3 separate regions of the Homo sapiens genome follow, and all the other regions are linked to region 3. The links are chromatin contacts, found by Hi-C or POLR2A ChIA-PET in ENCODE. All regions are on one chromosome and are shown on one strand. The core of a region is the stretch at or near the end of the contact, and the rest is flanking DNA. Distances in the headings are between cores, read along the strand shown.

The links. A loop is a pair of places that touch in the nucleus more often than their neighbours do. ChIA-PET counts read pairs that join two places held with the same protein, here RNA polymerase II (POLR2A). Pooled maps may share reads with other maps.
Region 1: a pooled map shows a loop between it and region 3 (2.3-fold over the local background). The contact joins the enhancer-like site here to the promoter of CBFA2T2 in region 3. A Hi-C loop is called at or near these places in 1 of 50 pooled maps. POLR2A ChIA-PET finds 5 or more read pairs at or near these places in 7 of 52 experiments (A549, Caco-2, GM12878 and 4 more).
Region 2: a loop to region 3 is called in a map of heart right ventricle, with 13 times the contacts of the local background. The contact joins the enhancer-like site here to the promoter of CBFA2T2 in region 3. A Hi-C loop is called at or near these places in 2 of 168 maps with a recorded cell type or tissue (ascending aorta and heart right ventricle) and 9 of 50 pooled maps. POLR2A ChIA-PET finds 5 or more read pairs at or near these places in 5 of 52 experiments (A549, OCI-LY7, WTC11 and 1 more).

Annotation. Positions count from the first base shown.
Region 1 is chr20:33,371,819-33,376,194 of GRCh38, reverse strand. CDK5RAP1 (CDK5RAP1 mitochondrial tRNA methylthiotransferase) reads left to right here. Exons shown (of 14, transcript NM_016408.4): 9 at 1,983-2,080; 10 at 3,498-3,553. Among named protein-coding and RNA genes, the nearest start is that of CDK5RAP1, 28 kb to the left of the region's middle. Within about 2 kb of position 2,899, at least 8 of the 41 ENCODE cell types and tissues checked have a DNase peak (open chromatin) inside an H3K27ac peak, as active enhancers do.
Region 2 is chr20:33,421,142-33,425,543 of GRCh38, reverse strand. All of the region lies in intron 2 of SNTA1 (syntrophin alpha 1), which reads left to right. Among named protein-coding and RNA genes, the nearest start is that of SNTA1, 20 kb to the left of the region's middle. RefSeq lists an enhancer at 165-3,726. Within about 2 kb of position 2,268, at least 15 of the 41 ENCODE cell types and tissues checked have a DNase peak (open chromatin) inside an H3K27ac peak, as active enhancers do; they include ascending aorta and heart right ventricle, where a contact is called at or near this core.
Region 3 is chr20:33,487,233-33,491,654 of GRCh38, reverse strand. CBFA2T2 (CBFA2/RUNX1 partner transcriptional co-repressor 2) reads right to left here and starts at 1,559. Exons shown (of 11, transcript NM_001032999.3): 1 at 1,354-1,559. The coding sequence starts at 1,387. RefSeq lists silencers at 1,240-1,519, 1,530-1,749 and an enhancer at 1,844-2,392.

The sequences.
Region 1 (4,376 bases), core at 1,650-4,149, 120 kb after region 3:
CACCACCATGCCTGGCTAATTTTTGTATTCTTAGCAGAGACTTAGTAGAGATGTTGGCCAGGCTGGTCTCGAACTCTTGACTTCATGATCCACCCATCTTGGCCTCCTAAAGTGCTGGGATTACAGGCGTGAGCCACTGTGCCCGGCCCTATAATTTTTAAATAAAAAAATTAGCTGGGCATGGTGGCACATGCCTGTAGTCGTAGTTACTTGGGACGCTGGAACAGGAGGATCGCTTGGCCTAGCAGTTCAAGGTTGGGGTGAGCTACAGTTTCATTGCACTCTAGCGAGGGTGATAGAGTGAAACCCTATCTCGATATATTTAAAAAATATAAATATAATGAAATTAAGGTATGTACATTGCTTTCACTTAATAGACTGCAGTATAGAGTAAATATAACTTTTATTTGCACTGGGAAACCAAAAAATTTGTGTCACTCACTTTATTGCAATATTCTCTTCATTGTGGTGATCTGGAACCAAACCTGTGATATCTCTGAGGTATGCCTATATTGTGTCAAAGGTACTTAGCACAGTGCCTGGCATGGAGTAGGTAGCCCACATCTGAAACCTTTTTTTGGAGGTTTTTTGTTTCAGTGAAAAGTCTTTCTTTTGGCCCCGACTTTCATCTTTTTTCCTCTGGATTGTCTTCTTATTGAGTTGTAAAAGTTCTTTACATATCCTTTATTTTTTTGACCACTGCAAAGGAGCCTTTCTTGCAATGGAGGAGAGAGACTGGAATGTGTTCTCTTTATGTTTTCTTTTCTTTTCTTTTTCTTTTTTTTTTTTTTTTGAGATGGAGTCTCGCTCTGTCACCCAGGCTAGAGCGCAGTGGTGTGATCTGGCCTCACTGCAACCTCTGCCTCCCGGGTTCAAGTGATTCTCCTGCCTCAACCTCCTGAGTAGCTGGGATTACAGGTGCACACCACCATGTCCAGCTAATTTTTGTATTTTTAGTAGAGACGGGGTTTTACCATGTTGGCCAAGCTGGTCTCGAACTGCTGACCTCAAATGATTTGCCCACCTCAGCCTCCCAAAGTGCTGGGATTACAAGCATGAGCCACTGCGCCCAGCCTCTTTATGTATTCTTGGTTCAAATCCTTTGTCAATATGTTTTCAAATATTTTCCCCTAGTATCAGTTTTTTGATGGTATCTTTTTTTTTCTTTTTTCTTCTTTTAAAAATTAAAAAAAATAGACCCAAGGTCTCACTATGTTGTCCAGGCTGGTCTTGAAGTCTTGGCCTCAAGCAATCCTCCTGCCTTGGCCTCCCAAAGTGCTGGGATTACAGAGGTGAGCCATGACACCTGACCTGATGGTATCTTTAAAAATGACTAGTTTGGGCTGGGCGTGGTGGCTCACGCCTGTAATCCCAGCACTTTGGGAGGCTGAGGCAGGCGGATCACTTGAGGTCAGTATTTCTAGTCCAGCCTGGGCAACATCATCTCTACTAAAAATACAAAAGTTAGCCAGGTGTGGTGGTTTGTGCCTGTAATCCCTGCTACTGGGGAGGCTGAGGCAGGAGAATCGCTTGAACCCAGGAGACAGAGGTTGCAGTGAGTGGAGATGGCACCACTGTACTCCAGCCTGGGCAATGGAGTGATACTCTGTCTCAAAAAAAAAAAAAATAGAAAGTGACTGCTTTGTAAGCTAGCTGAAAGAAGTGCCATTTTTTTCCTGCTTTGCCTGCTGACCCTAGTGTCAGCACTACCTGTATTCAGCTCCCATGGCTTTAATCTGACCTCTGCTTACTTTCTTCTCTCTACTCTTTGAAAGCAGAGATGCCATCAGGTGAAGTGTCTGAGACAAATAGAATGGGGCTTGAACAAAAGTTAGGGAATAGGTGATTTTGTGTGTCTGGTTTAATTAGCCTCTTAATTATGTGAAAATTGACCTTGGAGGATACATAGTAAGAGCGGTATTGCTTTCTGTAAGGTTCTTTGGTGAGATTGTGATTACCTATAATGTGTTCTGTTTCATCAGGTTCTGCAGCTGATTCATGAGAGAGATAACATCTGTAAACAGATCCACCTGCCAGCCCAGAGTGGAAGCAGCCGTGTGTTGGAGGCCATGCGGAGGGGGTCAGGCTTGCTTGGAGAGGGGGCATCCCTCACTTTTCCATGTTTCCTTAATGACCAAACAGTGTCCTTGTTGCCAAGAACCTAGCATAGTGTGTGGCACAAAGTAGCTGCTCAGTAAATATTTATTGTATGACTAAGCCACTGGGCACTGGAGTTTGCTTCTGCTCACTTCATAAGCAAAGGCTAAGGACTGGTCACCCATTTTCACTGTTTAGTTTAAAAAGCATAAATATTTACTGAGCAGCCACTGTGTGACAGTAAGTATTTATTGTATGACTAAGCCACAGGGCACTGGAGCTTGCTTCGCTAACTCCATAACATAGGCTAAGGACTGGGTCATCCATTTTCACTGTTTAGTATGTTTTTTTTTAATTAAGCACCTATGGTGTGGCACACTCTGAGATTTTAATTTTTTAATGTTAACATTAAGGTTTTGTTACATCTTGGAATTTAAATGTCGCTCTATGTGTTCACTTTCTTTGAGAATAATAAGTATTACACAGATGAGACTGAAGGGAGAATCTGTCCCAAGGCAAGCTGTATGGAATTAGTGCTTTGTCTTGTTTTCCACAGGGCATAGTATTTTAGAGGTCCTCTAAAATGTTTAATCTGTCTAGATTTATTAGTTAAATAAAAAAAGCTATTTAGAATAGTTTATGCTGGCCAGGCACTGTGGCTTCTGCCTGTAATCCAAGCACTTTGGGAGACTGTGGTGGGCAGATTGCCTGAGCTCAGTAGTTTGAGAATAGACCAGCTTGTGCAACATGGGGAAACCCAGTCTTTACACACACACACACCTGGGCAACATGGCGAAACCCAGTCTCTACACACACAAACACACACCTGGGCAACATGGTGAAACCCAGTCCCTACACACACACACACACACACATGCACACACCTGGGCAACATGGTGAAACCCAGTCCCTACACACACAGACACACACACACACACACACACACACGGGCAACATGGCGAAACCCAGTCTCTACACACATACACACACACATACAGACACACAGACACACACACACACTAGCTGGGTGTGGTGGCGCACATCTGTGGTCCCAGCTACTCAAGAGGCTGAGGTGGAAGGATCACTTGAGCCCAGGAATTTGAGTTGCAGTGAACCGAGATTGTGCCATTGCACTCCAGCCTGAGAGACAGAGCGAGACTCTGTCTCAAAAAAAAAAAAAAAAAGTTTATGTCCTTAAATAAAAATTCATAGGCTCTAGATTAGATTAGAAGATACAGCTTAGATCAAAAGGGCTCTTTTGGATACTTTAATTTACTCGTGTGCCCTGCCATGTGGATGAGAAGTGATTACATGTGGAAATTCATAGTGTTATCTTTTTATAGCATTCATTTAAAAAGGTTGGATTTATGTAGGCCTTTTCCTTTTGTTCTTTATTGCAGATATTCAAGAGAAGCTTATGTGGAGTTAGTTCACCATATTAGAGAATCTATTCCAGGTACATTTAAGAAACTCATTCTGCTGAGCATGTTACTCTACCAGTGACCAGCCTTGTGGTTAGATACAGTCAACACCTTTGGCATTTCCTTGTGACACAGTTTCATAACTTTTGTGCTCTTCTTCTTTCTCTTTCTCTCTCCTCGTATTCTTTCTTTTATGTCTTTCTGATTTTTTGTTGTCTTAGTCCTGCTGGAAGTACTTAGGTGTGGATCACCTTGTGGCCTCAAGGCTATAGAGATTCCTTTTCTATGGTCTTTGTATCTGGACATAGAGGAAAGACCTTATCTTATCTTGTAAGGTGACAAAGTTATGTCTAAATTAGTTCTGATTTGAGAACAATTGATATCTTTTTTTTTTTTTTTTAGAAATAAGAACTTACTATTCTTATTTATTCATCTTCATTTTCTATATTTTATACCACATTTGACTTTCTTTTTGAGGCCGATTTTACAGATACATTTTAAAATCACTTTTGAGTTAGAATACTTTAAGCATAATATGGAGAGAATAACACTTAGATTATGCCTTTGGGGAACTTCCAGGTTAGGTGGGAAAAGAAAGCAGTTACAGTGTTGTTTATTTTCAGATATGCTTCAGAGAAGTCTTGATGAAATGAGGAAATGTAGGTATAAAGATGATTGTACAGATCAGCAGTAAAATGTGTACTTTTTCTAACTAGCTTTATGGCAACTTATTACTGTAAATTTTAGAGATAATTCCTTTCGTATTATCTTATTCCATATTCCCCTTCACTGTCCCCTTCCTCCTAATAAAATACTCTGTAGTCATTTAGTTTAGATTTGGTTGAGGGTGTATACATT
Region 2 (4,402 bases), core at 1,019-3,518, 67 kb after region 3:
ACTATAGCTGCACACTACCACACCTGGCTAATTTTTTGTATATTTAGTAGAGATGGGGTTTCGCTATGTTGCCCAAGCTGGTCTTGAACTCCTGGGCTCAAAAGATTCCCCCTGCCTCGGCCTCCCACAGTGCTGGAATTATAGGTGTGAGCCACCATGCCCGGCCCCAGACCCACTTTCAATGTTTTTGCTCCACACTGAGAAGCCCCAGGGCTTTCAGTGTTTATTCATCTAACACATTTTTTTCTTTTATTTACTTACGTACTTATTTATAGATACAGGGTCTTGTTCTGTCACCCAGGCCGGAGTGTAGTTGCATGATCATAGCAGCCTTGACCTCCCTGGCTCAAGTGATCCTCCCATCTCAGCCTCCTGAGTAGCTGGGGCTACAGGTGTGCTCTACCATGCCCGGCTAATTTTTTTTTTTTGAGATGGAGTCTCGCTCTGTCACCTAGGGTGGAGTGCAGTGGCGTGATCTCGGCTCACTGCAACCTCTGCTTCCTGGGTTCAAGCGATTCTCCTGCCTCAGCCTCCCGAGTGGCTGGGACTACAGGCGTGTGCCACCACTTCTGGCTAATTTGTTGTAGTTTTAGTAGAGACGGGGTTTCACCGTGTTAGTCAGGATGGTCTTAATCTCTTGACCTTGTGATCTGCCCGCGTCGGCCCCCCAAAGTGCTGGGATTACAGGCACGAGCCACTGTGCCCGGCCTAGTTTTTAAAAATTTTTTGTAGGCCAGGCACGGTGGCTCAAACCTGTAATCCCAGCACATTGGAGGTTGAGATGGGTGGGTTGCTTGAGCCCAGGAATTTGAGACTAACCTGGGCAACAAGACAAAACCCCATCTCTACAAAAAATAAAAAAATTAGCCAGGCATAATAACATGAGCCTCTGATCCCAGCTACTCGGAAGGCTGAGGTGGGAGGATCGCTTAAGCCTAGGAGGTCAAGACTGCAGTGAGCTGTGATCATACCACCGCACTCCAGCCTGGGTGAGAGTGAGTCCCTGTCTCAAAATTTTTTTTTTTTTAATTTTTTCAAGACAGGGTCTCCCTATGTCACCCAGGCTGGTTTCAAACTCCTGGGCTCAAGCAATCCTCCCACCTAAGGCTTCCAAAGTCCTGGGATTACAGGTGTGAGCCACTGTGCCTGGCCCAGATTTCTTTTACTGCTTACTTGGTATATGTCAAGTACTATTTTCTTTTTTTTTCTTTCTTTCTTTTTTTTTTTTTGAGATGGCGTTTCACTCTTGTTGCCCAGGCTGGAGTGCAATGGTACAATCTTGGCTCACTGCAACCTCTGCCTCCCACGTTCAAGCCACTCTCCTGCCTCAGCCTCCCAAGTAGTTGGGATTACAGGCATGCGCAACCACATCCAGCTAATTTTGTATTTTTAGTAGAGACAGGGTTTCACCATGTTGGTCAGGCTGGTCTCCAACTCCCGACCTCAGGTGATCCACTCGCCTCGGCCTCCCAAAGTGTTGGGAATACAGGTGTGAGCCACCGCGCCCGGCCGTCAGGTACTATTCTTGATGGTGAGGATACCCTAGTGAACTGGAAAACAGGGCAGCCCCTGCTCTCCGGGAACTGACATTCTGGTTAGGGGAGAAAGGCCATGGGCTAGTAAACAAATGGCTCTATCATCTAATTTCAAGCAGCGGTAAGTAAATGACCACCCACTGAACAGACAAGGAACAGCTTGAGCTTAGAGGACAGGCTTCCCTTCAGCCAGGACATTCAGTCACAGACATTTATTAAGCACTGGGATAAGTACTGGAGATCCTGTTGCCCAAACAGATGTGTTCCCTTCTCTCAGCAACGCATATGTGACCCCCAGTCCACTTATACTGGGCCTGATGAGTGATCCTGCCCTGTTTCTCTTCCATGTGTTTCCAGTGGAATCTATTCCTGGCTCTTTGGGGCCAGAGCCAGATCCTGGCTTCCCTCCTTGGCAGAGCTGGAGCTCCCTGGAAATTGGGGCCTCTGTTTATAGGTGCCTCAGCTTCCCTGAGGAGGAAGGGCCCATGTGTCACTGCTTATCAGGCTCCCAGGCCAGGGGCTTGGCTGGGGAGGGTGGGGGCACTGGCCGGGCCTATCTTTGGAGTCTCGAGAATGCTGGCCACAGGGCTGTGGTCGTGCCCTCAGCTCTCTAGGCCATAGGCTTTGGCAGCCCCACCCTGCCTTGTCGGGTGACTCAGGCAGAAATCAGAGAGGGGAGGAGGCCTCAGAGTTGGGCTATTTATGGCCACACTCCGGGGCCCCCAGGACCCCACCCCCACTCTGGGACAGGCCACTTGGTTTGTGAAATGCAAGCCCTGATTCTGGCATCAGCTGGTATGCTGTCCATTTATAGCATGTTCCTGTGGGAAAGGAGGGGGACCCAGATCTGGGATGGCTGGGCGAGCAGGGGATCTGGCAGTTTCTCTGGCTTCAAAGTTGACAAATGTTCATTTGCTGAGCATGTAGCGTATGAGATCTCTGCTGGATTCTGGGGACACAGAGAAGAGTCAGACCAGGTCCCTGCCCTCAAAGTGCTCTCAGCCTAGTTGGGGACACAGACCCTACACAGACAATCACAGGGGAGTGAGGCGTAGGGGACTGCGGAGGTGATGGGTGTGATGGATCCAGACTGAGCATCTGATCACCTCTTCTGAGGTGACCTCTGAGCTGGGCCTGTCTCCTGGGCTATGGCACCTCTTCCCTCCTGCTAAATGAGCCTGTCCTGCCCTGGCATTCATTTTTCCATTCACAGAACACTGATTCTGGGTTGGTTGGTTTGTTTGAAATGGGTCTTGCTCTGTTATCCAGGCTGACTATAGCCTCAACCTTCTGGGCTCAAGCAAGCCTCCCACCTTAGCCTCCCATCTCACCCTCCCAAGTACCTAGGACTACAGATGCACACCACCATGCCCAGCTAGTTTTTTGTATTTTTGGTAGAGACAGGGTTTTGCCATGTTGCCCAGGCTGCTCTCAAACTCCTAGGCTCAAGCGATCTGCCTGCCTCAGCCTCCCCAAGTGCTGGGACTACAGGCGTGAGCTACTGCCCAGCCAACTCTGGGTTTGAAGAGCAAGCCCAGTTTCTTTCTTTTTCTTTTCTTTTTTTTTTTTTGAGACAGAGTCTTGCTCTGTCGCCCAGGCTGGAGTGCAATGGCACGATCTCAGCTCACTGCAACTTCCACCTCCTGGGTTCAAGCGATTCTCCTGCCTCAGCCTCCTGAGTAGCTGGGACTATAGGTGCACGCCACCATGCCCGGCTAATTTTTGTAATTTTAGTAGAGACGAGGTTTCACCACGTTGGCCAAGATGGTCTCGATCTCCTGACCTCGTGATCCACCCGCCTCGGCCTCCCAAGTGCTGGGATTACAGGCGTGAGGCACTGTGCCCGGCAATTTCTTTTAGGAGTTCCCAGTTTTGTGGAGGAGACAACCCTAACACACAGAATCGGAGACCTAGGAAGTATGGGCAAGAAAGGCTGATAAGTGAGAAACACCTGCTTCTTGAGTCCTTAATACTCACCACATGCCTTACAACATTTTATTTAATCCTGACATCTCTCTGAGGCAGACTTTTTTTTTTTTTTTTTTTTTTTTGGAGACAGGGTCTTGCTCTGTCGCCCAGGCTGGAGTGCAGTGGCATAATCTTGGCTTACTGCAACCTCTGCCTCCTGGGCTCAAGCAATCCTCCCACCTCAGCCTCCCGAGTAGCTGGGACTACAGGCGCACACTACCATGCCTGGCTAATGTTTTGTGTTTTTGGTAGAGACAAGGTTTTGCTATGTTGCCCAACCTGGTCTTGAACTCCTGGGCTCAAGCAGTCTGCCTGCCTCGGGCTCCCAAAGTGCTGGGATTACAGGCGTGAGCCACCATGTCTGGCTGTAGTTATTAATCTTTTATTTTTATTATTTTATTATTTTTTATTTTTATTATTATTTTTTTGAGACGGAGTTTCACTCTTGTTGCCCAGGCTGGAGTGCAATGGCACAATCTTGGCTCACTGCAGCCTTTGCCTCCTGTGTTCAAGCAATTCTCCTGCCTCAGCCTCCTGAGTAGCTGGGATTACAGGTGTGCACTACCATGGCCTGGCTAATTTTTGTATTTTTAGTAGAGACAGGGTTTCGCCATGTTGGCCAGGTGGTCTTGAACTCCCAGCCTCAGGTGATCCTCCCGCCTCAGCCTCCCAAAGTGCTGGGATTACAGGCGTGAGCCACTGTGCCCAGCCCTATTCATCTTTTACTGACTAGCAGATTGAGGCCCAGAGAGGTAAATGACCTTGTCCATGGTTACACAGTTAGACAGTGCTGGAGCTGGAATTCAAATCCAAGAGCATCTGACTCCAGAGGGAATTGCATTTTCTTTCTTTCTCTTTTTTTTTTTTTTGAGACAGGGTATCACTCTGTTACCAGACTG
Region 3 (4,422 bases), core at 310-2,809:
TATCCGCCTCTTTAGTTGGAAATTTCATGAGGAATGGATCAAACCATCAAAAGCAGTAACTGCAAGCTGGGTGTATCTACTTTTTCTATCTTCAATCCAACATTTAATGGGTGCAAAAAAAAAGAAGCGTAAAGCCTCCCTTTCACGTGTTTAAGGACATCAGCTCTGAGACTAGTACTCAGAGTACCTTCTGTTACTCAGTTTCATCCTCTGCAAAATGGGCATCCTCAAATAATGTCTTACTTAGGATGTCATCAAGATTAAACAATTAAAAAAACATGCAAAACATGTTTATCTGTTTCCTCATTTACTATGTCTCTCCCTCTCCTAACTAAACTCAAAACCCCAGTTCGGTCTATCTTGTTTATTGTATTCCCAGGGCCTGGAATGGTATTTTTAAACTTACTATATGATTTAATAAATATTAAGTGAATAGAATGCAAAATGTCTGGTGCTCAAAAAAATGTTGGCTATTATAATTACAATAATGAAAAACAATTAAAATTTTATTGTTCTTATTCAGAGAAGCCACCCCTCCCCCAAGGATCTCACACATCAAGGAGGAACACTAGATAAATACTGGAATGGCTAAATGGAAGTAAGAATAACAATTAGATCATGGAGCAGGACTAACAGACAACAAAACAAAATCTTAACACGGCTAGAGCCTAATTTCGGACTTTTCCGAGTGCGGTGCACACTGGATCAGATTAATAAAGGACGATTACAATAATGACAGTTTTCACAATTGTGTGTGTGCCACGGTCGGTGTCAAGCGTTTTACTGGCCTCACAAAACCCAAGAACCCTGGGGGAGGGAGGGAACCCGCTCCACATCCCCATTTTGCAGATGGGGGAACTGAGGCACCGGGAGAGCCAAGGTCACTACCTAAATGGGGAAGCCTGGATGTGAACCCAGGTAGCCAACTACTGAGCCTGCGCTCAAACAGGCCCTCCGAGGGGCCATTCTCATCTCCTCCAACCCTCAACATCGGGCGGGTGTAGTATTTCCCCAGGAGCCGGACTTCGTGGCCCCAGCGCTGGGACAACAAAATGATTCTTGCCCGCCGGCAAGTCCCATGGACGCCGGCCCGGCCTAAGTTCCGAGGCCGCGGGCCCCACAATTTCCCTCACACCGTGAGCCCCGAGCTCTTCGGGCGGCGCAGGAAGCGACGGGGTGGCCTCAGGAGCCCGGGAAGGCCCGCCCCGCTGCGTGACCTTGGATCCGCCGCCCCGCTTCGGGCCTCAGTTTCCACTCCCGGCCTCGCGCCCGGGGCACTCGGAATCACCGCGCCTGCGGAGCCGCAGGCCCTCACACGCCCCCCTCGGCCGCCCGCATTCACGCCCCACTTACGCTGGAAGGCGGCCGCTCCAGGGACGCCTACCATCGCCGAGCGCCGCCGCCGCGCGCCGCCCGCCTCTACCCGCGACACGGGTCCCTCGCAGGCGCCGCCCGCCTCGACCCGCGGCCCGGGTCCCTCGCAGGCGTCGCCGCGAGATCTGCAGCCGCCGAGCTAACCAGACACCACCACCGCTGCTGTCGCCGTCGCCGCCGCCGCCGCCGCCGTTAGGCCGCGCCCCGCCCCGCCCCCGGCTGGCCCCGCCCCGCCCGCCGGGCACGCCCCCGCCGCGCGCTCTCGCCGCCAGGCCAACGCACGCGGAAGCCCGGCCCCAAGACCAGCTCCCATTAAGCACCGCCCCCTAACCTGACCCGCCCCTTCCGCGGGAACCGACCGCCGAATCCCGGCGCAGCCTGCTTCTCAGACCTGCCCCCTCGGCGTCACGCGCGCCCGTCACGCGCACGGCCCACTTTCTAGCTCCAGACTTCCCGGTGTAGCCAGGGCAGTGGCCCAGGCTCGGGGGCCGAGTGCTAGGGGGAGGGATTACAACGAGTGGCAACGTCTCACCTGAGTTCTCCAGGTACAGGCCTGATGGCTTTTGCGCATGCCTTTGAGCGAGCCCCCTGGCTCAAAGTGTTTTTGGCCTGAAGTATTCTAAATGCCTAAAATTTCATCATCGTAATTTTAATAACTGTTGGCCGGGCGTGGTGGCCCACGCCTGTAATCCTAGTACTTTGGGAGGCCAAAGGAGAGTCACTTGAGCTCAGGAGTTTGAGACTAGCGTCTCTATTAAAAAAATAAATAAATAAAAATAAAAAATAGACCAGGCACGGTGGCTCAGGCCTATAATCCTAACACTTTGGGAGGCCGAGGAGGGTGGATTACCTGAGGTCAGAACTTCGAGGCTAGTCTGGCCAATGTGGCGAAACGCTGTCTCTACTAAAAATACAAAACTTAGAGCCGGGCGCAGTGGCTCAAGCCTGTAATCCTAGCACTTTGGGAGGCCGAGGCGGGAGGATCACGAGGTCAGGAGTTTGAAGACCAGTCTGGCCTATAAGGTGAAACCCTATCTCTACTAAAAAAATAAATAAATAAAAATACAAAAATTAGCCTGGTGCGGTGGCGCGTGCCTTTAGTCCCAGCTACTCGGGAGGCTGGGGCAGGAGAATCACTTGAATCCGGGAGGGGGAGGTTGCAGTGAGCCGAGATCGGAGCCATTGCACTCCAGCCTGAGCAAAAAGAGCAAAACTCCGTATCAAAAAAACAAAACAAGGCCAGGAGCTGTGGCTCACCCCTGTAATCCCAGCACTTTGGGACGCCGAAGCTGGCAGATCACAGCTCAGGATTTGGAGACCAGCCTGACCAACGTGGTGAAACCCCGTCTGTACTAAAAATACAAAAATTAGCTGGACTTGGTTTCACAAGCCTGTAATCCCAGCTAATCAGGAGGCTGAGACAGGAGAATTGCTTGAACCCCGGAGGCGGAGGTTGCACCGAGCCAAGATCACGACACTGCACTCCCACCTGGGTGACAGAGCGAGACTCCCTCTCAAAAAACAAAACAAAACAAAACAAAAAAATTAGCTGGGCGCGGTGGCGGGTGTCCATAATCCCAGCTACTCGGGAGGCTGAGGCAGGAGAGTCGCTTGAACCTGGGAGGCAGAGGTTGCAGTGAACCGAAATCGCGCCACTACACTCTAGCCTGGGCAACAGAGGGAAGCTCCGTCTGAAAAGAAAAGAAAAGAATAAAGACTCTTGTTTCTCAGTATTATTTCAGATATCTCACACCAAGAATATAGAATGCATTTGTATTTTACTTGTGTATTGAAAACAAATTTTAAAAGACAGAATGTAGGCCGGCCGGGTACAGTGGTTTATGCCTCTAATCCCGGCACTTTGGGAGGCCAAGGCAGGTGGATCGCTTGAGTCCAGGAGTTCAAGACTAGCCTGGGTAACACGGGGAAACCGCGCCTGTACAAAAAATACAAAAATTAGCCAGACATGGTGTTGCACACACGCTTGTAGTCTCAGCTACACAGAAGGCTGCGGTGGGAGGATCATATGAGCCAGGGAGTCAGAGGTTTCAGTTACCCCAGATCAGACCAATGTACTCTGGCCTGATCTAACAGATCAGGCGTGAGTAACAGAGTGAGACCCTGTCTCAAAAAAAGAAAAAAAAATGTAGAAATAAGAACATATGTGCATATACCAGCTGGGTATAGTGGTTCACACCTGTAATCCTAGCACTTTGGGAGGCTGAAGTGGGCAGATCACAAAAGGTCAGGAGTTCGAGACCAGCCTGGCCAACATGGTGAAAACCTGTCTCTACTAAAAATACAAAAGTTAGCCAGGAGTGGTGGCGTGTGCCTGTAGTCTCAGCTACTCAGGAGGCTGAGGCAGGAGGATGGCTTGAACTTGGGAGGTGGCAGTTGCAGTGAGCCAAGATCATGCCACTGCACTCCAGCCTGGGCCACAAAGCAAGACTCTGTCTCAAAACAAAACAAAAAAAAAAAAAAGAGAGAGAAGAAAAGAACATATGTGGCCAGGCATGGTGGCTCATGCCTGTAATCCCAGCACTTTGGGAGACTGAGGCAGACAGATCACCTGAGGTTGGGAGTTCGAGACCAGCCTGACCAACATGGAGGAACCCTGTCTCTAGTAAAAATACACAATTTGCTGGGCACATGCCTGTAACACCAGCTACTCAGGAGGCTGAGGCAGGAGAATCACTTAAACCCGGGAGGCAGAGGTTGCAGTGAGCCGAGATTGCGCCATTGCACTTCAGCCTGGGCAACAAGAGCGAAACTTCATCTCAAAAAAAAGAAAAGAACATGCATGTATATATATACTCTTTAAAGTGCCATGAGCACTGATGAAGAAAGCCCTCCCTAGAACGTTTTTGGAAAACACAATAAAAGGTACCAATGTACTCAGAGAGTCCCAGGAAGGGTCTCTAAACCACAACTAAAAGGCTATGAGGAATTCAGATGGGGTTAACAGCCCAGCTGAAATTTCACTTCCTTTGTGAAAATCTCTCCAATGCTCCTATCAAAAAATAATTTTCAAGACTGGGCAATAAAGTG